Linked DNA regions of Homo sapiens: region 2 is linked to region 1. A link is a loop called in an ENCODE intact Hi-C map of the cell type or tissue named here. Cell type or tissue: breast epithelium. All regions are shown on one strand. Links, peaks and the distances in the headings refer to the core of each region. The heading gives the core; the rest is flanking DNA. Region 1 overlaps KIAA1328. Region 2 overlaps CELF4 (CUGBP Elav-like family member 4).

Region 1 (5,380 bases), core at 330-5,329:
TGTATTGGTTTTGGGTTCTGCAATTTGACTGAATTCATTTATCAGCTCTAAATTTTTTTTGGTGGAGTTCTAAGGGTTTTCTAAATATAAGGTCATATCATCAGCAAACAAAAAATTTCACTTCTTCCTTTTCTATTTGGATGCCTTTTACTTTTTTTTCTTGTCTAATTGCTCTGGCTATAACTTCCAGCACTACGTTGAATAAAAGTGGTGTAGTGGTAATCTTTTTCTTGTTTCTGATCCTAGAGGAAAAGCATTTAACTTTTCACCATTGAGTATAATGTCAGCTGTGGGCTTTTCATATATGACCTTTATTGTGTTGAGGTACATGTTTTCTGTGCCTAATTTGTTGAGAGTTTTTACTATGAAAGGATGTTGAATATTGTCAAATGCCTTTTCTACATCTATTGAGATGATCACCACGGTTTTTATTGAACAAATGTCTGCTGTTTTACATGTATATATGAAAAAATATCTATTTTATATATTCTTTTATATATGTCTTTTTAGGAATTAACATTTAGACATATTTAGTCAATTTTATCTCAGATATCTTTTGAAAGAGAAATAGTTGAATTTTTTTATCCATTGTGTCCAAAGACACTGTATTCTAACAAGGTGGGAAAGACTGATAAAATGGCACATTTTAAAAAATGAACATTCCAGTTAATTTCTTATAAAAAGATATGACTTTGGAGACAGAAAAGCTGCTTTTCTTGACTTCAGAAGTGCAAGATGGGCAGAAATGGAACCTAGAATTTTGTCATAGTGGTTTAGACAGTGCTTGTTAACCAGTGCTCCTCAGGCTATAAGGTACACGTTAATCACCTGAGCAGCTTGATAAAATGCAGAATCGAATCCACATCTAGAGTGCGGCTCAGGATTTTGCATGTCTTAGAAGTTCCCAGATGATACCAGTGCTGCTGTCCCTGGACCACACTTAGACTTCCTTCCTGACAGTAAGTTTTTCTCTTTTTATGGCAGGTTGATTATATAGAAAGGTTAAACCCAGTGTAGACAACTATTCATGAAGTGTACTTTGATAAGAAAGGTATGCCGTTGACAAAGCTTGCTGTAGTTGTGAAGCATTTGATGTAAGACTATTAACTAAGTGAAAGGCTATGAATTCTTGAAGTTTTATCCTGACTTCCCTTTTATATGAATGTAATGCCTGTATTTTTCAGAAGACTGAAAAGCCTATAATAAGCTGCATTCATCATTGGTAAATAGAGTGCTCATTTTACTTTTTTTTTTTTTTTTTTTTGAGACGGAGTCTCGCTCTGTCACCAGGCTGGAGTGCAGTGGTGCGAACTCGGCTCACTGCAACCTCTGCCTCCCGGGTTCAAGCGATTATCCTGCCTCAGCCTCCTGAGTAGCTGGGATTATAGGCACATGCCACCACGACCAGCTAATTTTTGTATTTTTAGTAGAGATGGGGTTTCACCATGTTAGCCAGGATGGTCTCGATCTCTTGACCTTGTGATCCACCCGCCTCGGCCTCCCAAAGTGCTGGAATTATAGGCATGAGCCACCATGCACAGCCGAGTGCTCATTTTTCTTATGCGACTTTTGACCAATTCAGATTTTGAATGATAAGTGAACGCGAAATAAGGAATCATCCCATTTTTTGAGTCAGTTGGACGTTTACTCACCTCAGGCTTCTGGAAAGATCTTGGTTGTCAAATTAGAGCAGGGACACAAACCGTTTGGTATGATTAATAGTTTGAATAGCAAAAGGGACAGATTTCAATATATATACTTTAACATATTTAAAAATATGTATACCCACACATACATGTATAATTTTTTTCTCCTGAATTCTTATAAAGCTCTGTACCTGAGGAGAGAGAGAGCCTTTCTAGCCTTTTTAAAAGGAGATAGAGGCCAGGTGTGGTGGCTCATGCCTGTAATCCCAGCACTTTAGGAGGTTGAGGTGGACTGCCGACTTGAGATCAGGAGTTCGAGACTAGCGTGGCCAACGTGGTAAAACCCTATCTCAACCTAAAATACAAAAACCAGCCAGGCCTGGTGGTGGATGCCTGCAATCCCAGCTACTCGGGAGGCTGAGGCAGGAGAATCACTTGAACCCAGGAGGCGGAGGTTGCAGTGAGCTGAGACTGCGCCACTGCACTCTAGCCTGGGCGACAGACAGAGCAAGACTCCATCTCAAAATAAATAAACATGTATATAAATATTAATTAATTAAATGAGATAGAAAAAGTCAGTAATACTCTCATGGAAATAGACATATAAAACACATTTTTTAAAATTATAAAATTTTGATATTTATTCATAATTACTCTTACCCTATTCACAAATATAGAAGAGGCATTTACATTTTACTACTGTATGGTCAGTTCTGCTATAAGGAGACATTTGCATTTCTAAAAATCACCATACCATGCAGAATCATTACTAAAGACCCCAGGAAGCTTATGGGAAAAATAGGTTTAGAAGTACAACAATAAAAAGAAATTGTTTAGTGAAACATTAAGAAAAAAAAGAACCTAATAAAAATGATAGAACAGTTGTACATGCATTATGTTATAAAGAAATTCATAAATACTACAATAAATATGGTACTTTGCCTTGAAAAAACTGAAGTATGCTTGTGGAAGTTAATATTGAAAGGGTTGCAGCTTCTGAGTTATTGTAAAATGGTATAGGGAAGGTTGCTGAAGTGGGATATAAAGTTGTAACACCATCTATTAGTAGGTATGGCTTATAACACAAAGGGAACTGAAATAGCTGGAAGATATTTAAGATGTGAGGCCTGTTGGCGCATATTTTAAATATTTCTACTGGGCTTGGTCAGCTAGATGTAGTTTTCTGCCTGCACCTGGTGTTTCTCACAGTGATATTCACGTTATGCTCAAATTGCTTCCAAATACATCAAATGCACAGGAACGAATTTTGGTTTTCTGAACAAGTGGTGTAGCAGAACTGACTGTATATGAAATTTCACGCTTTGTTAGAGACATAGAACAAACCTTTAATTTTACTGCAATTCAGTTCCACAGGCAGTAGGGGGAGTAGTAGGTTCACAAATCGCAGCACCACTGACGAGTGCTTTTCTTAGTTTTGCAGCTATACGTATGGTAAATTATCATTTTATAGTTACAGTTATAAGCAATTTGGTAGAAAAAGACAGCTAAATTGTGCAGTGTTGCTTTTGTTTTCATTTTATAATCTGAATGTATTTTTTAATGAGAAAACAAAATCCAGATTAATTTTTAATAGGAGTAACCCTTTCTGTGGCTTAGTCTTGTGCCACCCACTAGACCTTGCATTTCACTTTTAATTGATCTCTTGTGTATGGTAGAAATTAGCCATCATATAGCTGAGACATTATGTCTGTATACTGGGGAGCGAATGTTTTTAGCTATATTATTGTGACTCTTACTGCTTAATAAAAGGGAGATTTAACAGGTGACTTGATCGACACATATGTTAATTTAAAATTTCTCTACCAATTCATAGAGACAGAACATTCCCAAATTTTATTCCAGGAATCAGCCCTAGAAATGATGCCAAAGCAAATTTAATTCCCTTAGCCTTATTAGAATTTGTTACAGTGTTATGCAGACTGCTCCCTGGGTATAGGAATCAGGGCCCATCAGACATCTTTATGTAAAACACTTGGTGTGCACTGAAGGAGCTAACAATGTACCTGGGCAGAGTGCCTTCCTTGTTTGTTTGGGGCATGTATATTGAAAGGGAATGTCATATATTATAAATAGTACCTAACCCTTGCTATAATGATTGCTGTAATCCAACTTTGTATGCATATTTATTATGAAAGGATAGATTTGCCTTTTATAAAGGAACAAAAATTTTGTTTGTAGTATTTTATTTAAGTGTACAACTACTTTCATTATAGAACCTTTCTTAGCTGATGTGTTGACTTGCTCAGCATTGATACCTGCTGATGCCCAAGTGGTGATCTGTGTGTCTTAAAACACAGTCTGTCATTCTACATGGTTTATATATTTCAGAGCCATTATCTGAACTAGGGGCCAGATAAAGATAAACTGCTTCATCACTGATAATGTTAAGTCCAGTAGTCTTGCAATACCTGTAATCTTTATTTGATTAATATAAATAGATCATATCAGTGTTTTTAACCAGAGTGGGGAGTTATTTAGCATTGTTCATTGCTTTTAAGTTATTTTTGAACAATTTTTGCACAGGTGGTATAGATAGAACTAGAAAACAAGTCATTTGGGTGTTGGAAAACTGAATAATACTGTGATTTAATTGATGCCAGTTGGAGAAAAAGAAGAAATTTTGTTTTGATGGATAACATAGTCCTTAACTTTATTCAGTGTGGTTTCTCTTTTATTATATATAGGTTATCCTAACTTAATTCATTTGTATTATACCATATGCCATTTTGGATTCACTTCAAAGAGTAATCAAATCAGGAACTAATCATGAGATATTATTCTCTGGTAAAGTAAATTTCATGTTTCCTTAAAATGTAACTGGTATGTATTAGCACTTTCCTGTTAAAAAGTGACATCATTTAACACTATTATCATGATGCTGTAAACAGTAGTAGGACGATAAACTTTCTTGGAGCATTAACTCTTGTTATTTAAGTGTAAAAATTCAACATTATGATTTGAAAATACTGAAAATGATTGGAAGAATTGGATGTTTATCAATTGTCTTACCTACACTTCATAAACTATATAGTACCAAATATGTGTGCATACTCTACTGGATAATAATCATGTTTGTAAAATGGGACTGCTGTAGAACCTCATGTCATACTGTTTTTCTTGAATAGCTAAGAAGTAGAAATTTGGGGATCTCCAGCCTCTGTATTGAATTTGAAGCTGTGGTAGAATATAAGGTCATGGGGGCCAGGCGCGGTGGCTCACACCTGTAATCCCAGCACTTTAGGAGGACAAGGCGGGCGGATCACAAGATCAGGAGATCGAGACCATCCTGGCTAACACGGTGAAACCCCATCTCTACTAAAAACACAAAAATATTAGCCAGGCATGGTGGCGGGCGCCTCTGTTCCCAGCTACTCAGGAGGCTGAGGCAGGAGAATGGCGTGAACCCGGGAGGCGGAGCTTGCAGTGAGCTGGGATCACGCCACTGCATTCCAGCCTAGGCAACAGAGTGAGACTCTGTCTCAAAAAAAAAATACAAGGTCATGGGGAAGTAGCACAAACAGAGTAGGTTCTTGGACATTATCTTAGGGAGTATGTCCATTTAATGATGGGTAAAGAAAAGGATATCAGTGAAAGAGATTTAAGGAGCAATCAGTAAGGAAGAAACAGAATGAACCAGTAACTGCGAAACCAGGAGAGGAGATCTGTTGAAGAAGGAAGTGACCAGCAAAGAGGATAAAACCCCAAATCAGGTT
Region 2 (5,380 bases), core at 165-5,164, 450 kb after region 1:
TCATGTGTCTATCTCCCCCATCAGACCATGCCTTCCCTTGGTTGTCTTGATGTCCTGACCCATGGCATGGCGACCAGGTCAGGGTCCATGCTCAATAAATGCTGGCTGGTCCACGTAGTGAATTCTCGCCTGAATCCCCTCAGGGCCTTGCATAGAGCTTGTTTTCTGATTGTCAGAGAGGATGCCACCAAGGGCAGATGGCAGGACACTGAGTGTCTGGGGGGAGATTCAGGACACAAGAGAGGCACAGCTAGGATAAGGCTCCGAGCAGCTCAGAGGCTGCAGTGAGTGTGCTCTGCGCAGACAGGAGCAGGCAGTCGGCACCAGGCGTTTTCAGCTGCGGAGTTTCGCCTGTCTTACCCCACCCTGAAAGCCTGGATCCAAGGCACAATTGGTCCCAGGGTGGCTTTTAGTGTGCAAGGCTGAGAACCAGAGGGGTAAACCATAATGCCTGCAACTGGGTCACCAGAACCGAATTCAGGGAGACCCTGGGGGCTGAGAGCCTCTGCTCCCTTCCACTTCTGTGACGATGACTCAGCTTCACACACCCATATCTGCTCATCACTGTGGTGGGGGAAGTGGGAGAAAGAAAGGTTTTCCCCCAAGAACAAGCTAGTTCTGGGGAAGAGCTGTGAGCTGGTGAGCTGGGGCTAGGACAGGCTCCGTCACGGAGAGAAGACCTAGTTGCACCCCAGGGTACCTCCATGAAAGCCACCCACAGCCATCCCCATTTTTAGCTTGCGTTGCTCTGTGCTTGCACTGGGCCATCTGTTTTGCATAAGGGGCAACCCCCGAAAGCACTGTTGAACCCTCCATGTTTAGGTGCACAGCTTGTGAAAGAAGATGTGGTGAAGCCTCTTGCTTAGTGCTCCTCACACTGGATCTGACCGCTGACCACTCGGATGAACTAGAAACCCAGAGCTGAGAGGAGCGGGGAAGAGGCAGCGCTCACTGCAAGGCCATGCTCTGCCTTCCCTCCAACAACAGGCTGTTTCCTTCACCTCCAAAGTTCCTTTGTGCCCACAAGCAAAGTAGAGATGCTACCTAGTGCAGTATGGCAGCACTCCCTAGCAGACCATTTAATTCCTGGTCCCCAAAGCATTGGACCCAAATGCTTAAAAAAGCATTCTGCAATTCACAAACTCAGATGGATTTTGTTTGTTGTAGAAAGAAACTAGCCTGTTGTGCTACTGAGCATGCTTCAGTGGTCCCTCAGGTCTCAGCTCAAAGTCACCTCAGTAGGGGCTTCCCTGACACCACATCTCAAACAGCCCCTTCCCTTTCCCCCGTCATCTGCTTCATCCTCTTCAAAGCTCTTATCAGCGCCTACATTGATATTGTTTATCGGTAGATTATCTCCCTTCTCCCATGTCATTCCATTCCAAGGGGGCAGATTTTATTTTTGTCTGTTCCCTGTGGTGCCCCATGCCCAGCATGGGGCCTGACACCAGCATATGCCTAGGCATAGTGTGTTGCACAGACACAGGGACTGCGGTGTGTTAGAGAGACACAGGGACTGCGGTGTGTTAGAGAGACACAGGGACTGCGGTGTGTTGGACACACACATGGATTGCAGGGACAGGGTACAGGCTTGAGGAGATGGCTTGGTTCCTCTCGGGGATACCCTGATGCCCTCCTGCTACCTCCTGGTCAAGGGGTGCCCAGCTTGGCCTGGCACCCAGTGGGGAAGACCCACCCCAGATACAGACCTCCTGATGGGATGTACCTGGCACTTGCTCAAAGCCACTCAGAGCCATGGAAACAGGGCATGGGGTAAATTTACACAAAGGGGTCATTCATTCGTTGTTCTCCAGGGCACTGGCTGGGGCCCAACTTTCACCCTCAGGAGGGGCTGCTCAGGAACTTGTGGACGGGGTGGCTCAGGTTTTCAAGAAGCAGCCCTTTGGACACTTGGGCCCAGGTCTGGGTGGGCAAAGCTGGGTTTGGGCTGCCTGGAGTCCTGCAGGGAACTCATTGCTCACAGAGGGAGGGCTCTGCCAGCAGCCTGCAGCCCCACATCCCCCGAGGGGACCAAGTCCCACAGAGGCATGTGGTGGGGAGAGGAGGTGTGGGCTACACTGGGTGGGGCTGGCTTTTGGAGTTGGGACTTGGTGCTCCAGCCCCGGTACCTGAGTCTCTCTTGGTGACAGGTGCCCATCTAGGCAGATTCCTTCACCTTTTAACTAACAACCCATCCCCAATCTGAGCAATCTCTGAAGGTGCGGAGCACACTTGACAGCGACAAATGCTACACTCAAATGAAATTAAGTGATATTCCTTTACGCGGCTTTTTTTTTTTTTTTTAATTTTAAGCAACACCAATAATTCCAACTGCAAAGGCTAAGGGAAAAAAAAAAAGGCAAAAACACCCCACCTCCTCCGAGCGGAGCGCCAGAGGTCGGCTCTGGGATTTGCATGACAAAAGCACTCTACAAACAACAACAAATTGCCAGCTTGTCGGGGGCCGCAGGGCGCGCGCGACAACTGGCGCGTTCCTCTGGGCGGCGCTGGGCTCCGAGACCCGCGGGAGGGGCCCGCGGCAGATGCTCGGGGACCGGCCCGACGGGGGCGGGGCAGCGGGGTTCCGGCCTCCATAGCAACCGAGCTGTGACCATGGCCAGAGAGATGGCTCGGCAGCCGCCACCTCCCACTCTGGACAGGCGCGAGGGGCGGGGCGGAGGGCGCGGGCAGCGCAGAGCAGGGAGAGGGACGCGGGGCGGGAGGCAGGAAGCTGGGGGACGGAATTGGGCGGCTTCTCCCCTCCTGCTCGCGTGCAGCCGCCGTGACCTTAGACCTGGCCGGCGTCCACGGGCATACCATGCGGGCACCAGGCAGGCCGTGAGCTGCCCTTGGTCCAGCAGCCGGGCCTCCTTCTGGCCGCGCGTGCTTCCTGGCTGGGCTGGGAGGTGGAGCGTGTGATGAGGCAGCGGCCGGCTCCCCCAAAGTGAGGCCCAGGCAGATGGCTGGCCAGAGCTAAATTGATTCCTAATGATTTGTGTCTCTCCCCTGCCCGGCAACGGGTAACTTTTCATTAGAGACACAGATGTCTTCATAAGGCGATGCCAGGGCCCTCCCACGACAGCCCCAGCACCCCTCCACTCCACTGCAGACATGGGGGGTGTCACACGGGTGAGAAGGTGGGAGGACTGAAGGGTCCAGAAGGAGGCCTGCCACACCCAGCAGTCTGCTGTCTCCAGGATGCAAGTGTCAGCCACCCACTCCCCCCAGACCAGGGCAGCTCCTGACCTGCTCTTGCAGTGGCCACTGGGGCCACCTCCTAGGCCCTAGGCTGTGTGGGTGCTCCAGCATCACTCCCTCCCTGGCAGGCCTGTCTGGTGGCCATCACTCCACAGCCTTCCTGCCATGCCCAAGACCCGCCCCCCACCCCCCACCCGGCCTCCACTCACTGTCCCCAGAGTAAGTCTGCCACCCACCCCTGCAGATCCAAGTCTCACCTGTCCACTGCCAACCTTCAAATTCTGTCCAAGGCCCGTGGCCATGGGTTTCCCATATCTTCCTGGGCTTCGACCACTATTTCTGTCTACATATCCCCTCACCATGTCACCTCGTCTATGCCATGTTCACTGTCTCCCTGGCAGAGCCTTAGTGGACAGGGAGGCAGAGGCTCACTTTCTCCTGCAGTCATGTTGCACTTCTCCTGTGGCACTTACAACCCACGGTCCTGGTGAGAATGCTTTTTTTGTGTGCTTCCCCCACCATTTCCTCCTGCACTACTTCATTTGGTGGGTGATGACTGCTCCCACGGCGGGCTGGGCTGTGTGTTAAAGGCCAGACACGTTCCCTCCTCTCCCTTCCAGGCTCTTGCAAGCTGCAGTCTGAGCTGACCCCTCTGTATCCTCCCCGTTCCTGCGCCGCACACTTCATGCATAGCAGGTGCTCACTGGAGATTTAGGGGAAGGGAACCACAGTATCTTGGTGTCCACTATAGCAGTTTGTCATTTTGAGATCAGTAGTTCTCTCTGGGATCCTCTTGTAAAACACTAAGCCCCTGAGGGGTCAGGTGAGTGAGGGGTGGATGCTAGGGTCCCCATCTCACAGAGAGAATCTGTCATCTTGTTTCTTGCCTGGGGGCACGACTCTGTCAAGTGGTAGAGGCGCTGAAGTCCAATCCAATTGACCTCTTGGTTGTTGGGGGCCAGCCTGGCTTGCCAGGTGCTGAGAACTCCAAATAGCACACACAATTACCAGACCCAGTCCTGAGGCCCCCACATGGCAGCCAGAGGAGAAAGGAGGCTGGCTTTGGGGCACTCAGCTCCCCATGGTGTGAACTCCCCAGCCTGGGATCCAAGGCCCTCCCAGCCCCATCCAGCTAGACTGATCCATCTAACTCCCGTGCTCTAAGCCACACCTGCTCTCTTCTTGCTCGGCTCCCTTCATGGACCCTGGCAATTTTGTCTCACTCACTCCTCCTTGGCATCTTTGGTCTTCATAGGTCCCCCCTTCTGATACTCTCCCCATTCTTGCCTGTCTAGGTAAATCCAACCCATGGTCCCCGACCAGATTAAGGATTCTGTCTAGTCTGTGGGTTCTTTCTCTCTGTCCATAAGTACAAGACTGCAAGAAGACTCTGACTTGTCACATTTCTCTCAGGACTCAGCAAAGATGCATTTGGATGTGCTAGTGGATGTGAGGTTGCAAGTACCTCTGCCTGCCTTGCCAACAGCCACACGCCACTGTGGCCCCTGGCCTCAGTGCTCTTGTGCAGCCTGTGACCACACAGCACATGCTACAGAGCTTGAACAATGTGTTGCTGCAAGATGGGAGATCCAAATTCTTGTCCTAGCTGTGCTGCCCTTTTTCCATCTGTAAATTTTTGGCTATTGAAAACATGTCTCAAGATGGTAGATGGGAATAGGTTTTCAGAAGGATTAAAAACAGACAAACAGAAACAAATAAAAGACCACGGTGAGTGAGTCAGGGATAAAAGCTGATGAGGTGAGCCGCTGTGAGAGCAAGGTGTTTCCATTGCTCACAGCTGTGTCCTCTGCACTAAGCTTGGTACATAGTAGGTGCTCAGTAAGCCCTGGTTGAGTGAATGCAGCTGCACGGTCTTGCCAGTGTCCTTATAAGAGACAGCATGGATGAGGCGGGTGACTGGAGAAAACTAGGATCACTCTGAGTCTATGATTGGGGTCAGTCTGGGATAGGAGATTTGGATTCTTTCCCCCACACCTTGTAGGGTGTGAACCCATGACCTCAGTCTCAGTGACCGCACAGCCAAGCCACCACGTGTGTTCCTCCCAGACAGCCCTCCTAGAGGAAGCCAAGAACCTATCCTTTGTACCTCCCCAGCATGTTTGAGGCAAACTCACCCTGCTCATATCTTTTGTTTTTCTTAATTAAAGGAGCAAGAGCCAGG

The links. Peaks named below come from ENCODE experiments on the same cell type or tissue, not always from the same donor. Only the 100,000 strongest peaks of a DNase experiment are listed, where the experiment ranks them.
Region 2: it touches region 1 in a loop (18-fold over the local background); 6 of 110 quality-filtered maps call a loop at or near these places.

What each region holds. Positions count from the first base shown.
Region 1 is chr18:36,939,431-36,944,810 of GRCh38, forward strand. The region is part of intron 5 of KIAA1328; the gene reads left to right. Among named protein-coding and RNA genes, the nearest start is that of KIAA1328, 110 kb to the left of the region's middle. In breast epithelium, for the core only: no CTCF peak of the experiment used is centred there; no DNase peak of the experiment used is centred there.
Region 2 is chr18:37,391,569-37,396,948 of GRCh38, forward strand. The region is part of intron 2 of CELF4 (CUGBP Elav-like family member 4); the gene reads right to left. Among named protein-coding and RNA genes, the nearest start is that of SNORA111, 72 kb to the right of the region's middle. In breast epithelium, for the core only: no CTCF peak of the experiment used is centred there; a DNase peak (open chromatin) is centred at 2,673; H3K4me3 peaks cover 1,163 bases; H3K27ac peaks cover 1,303 bases; H3K27me3 peaks cover 432 bases.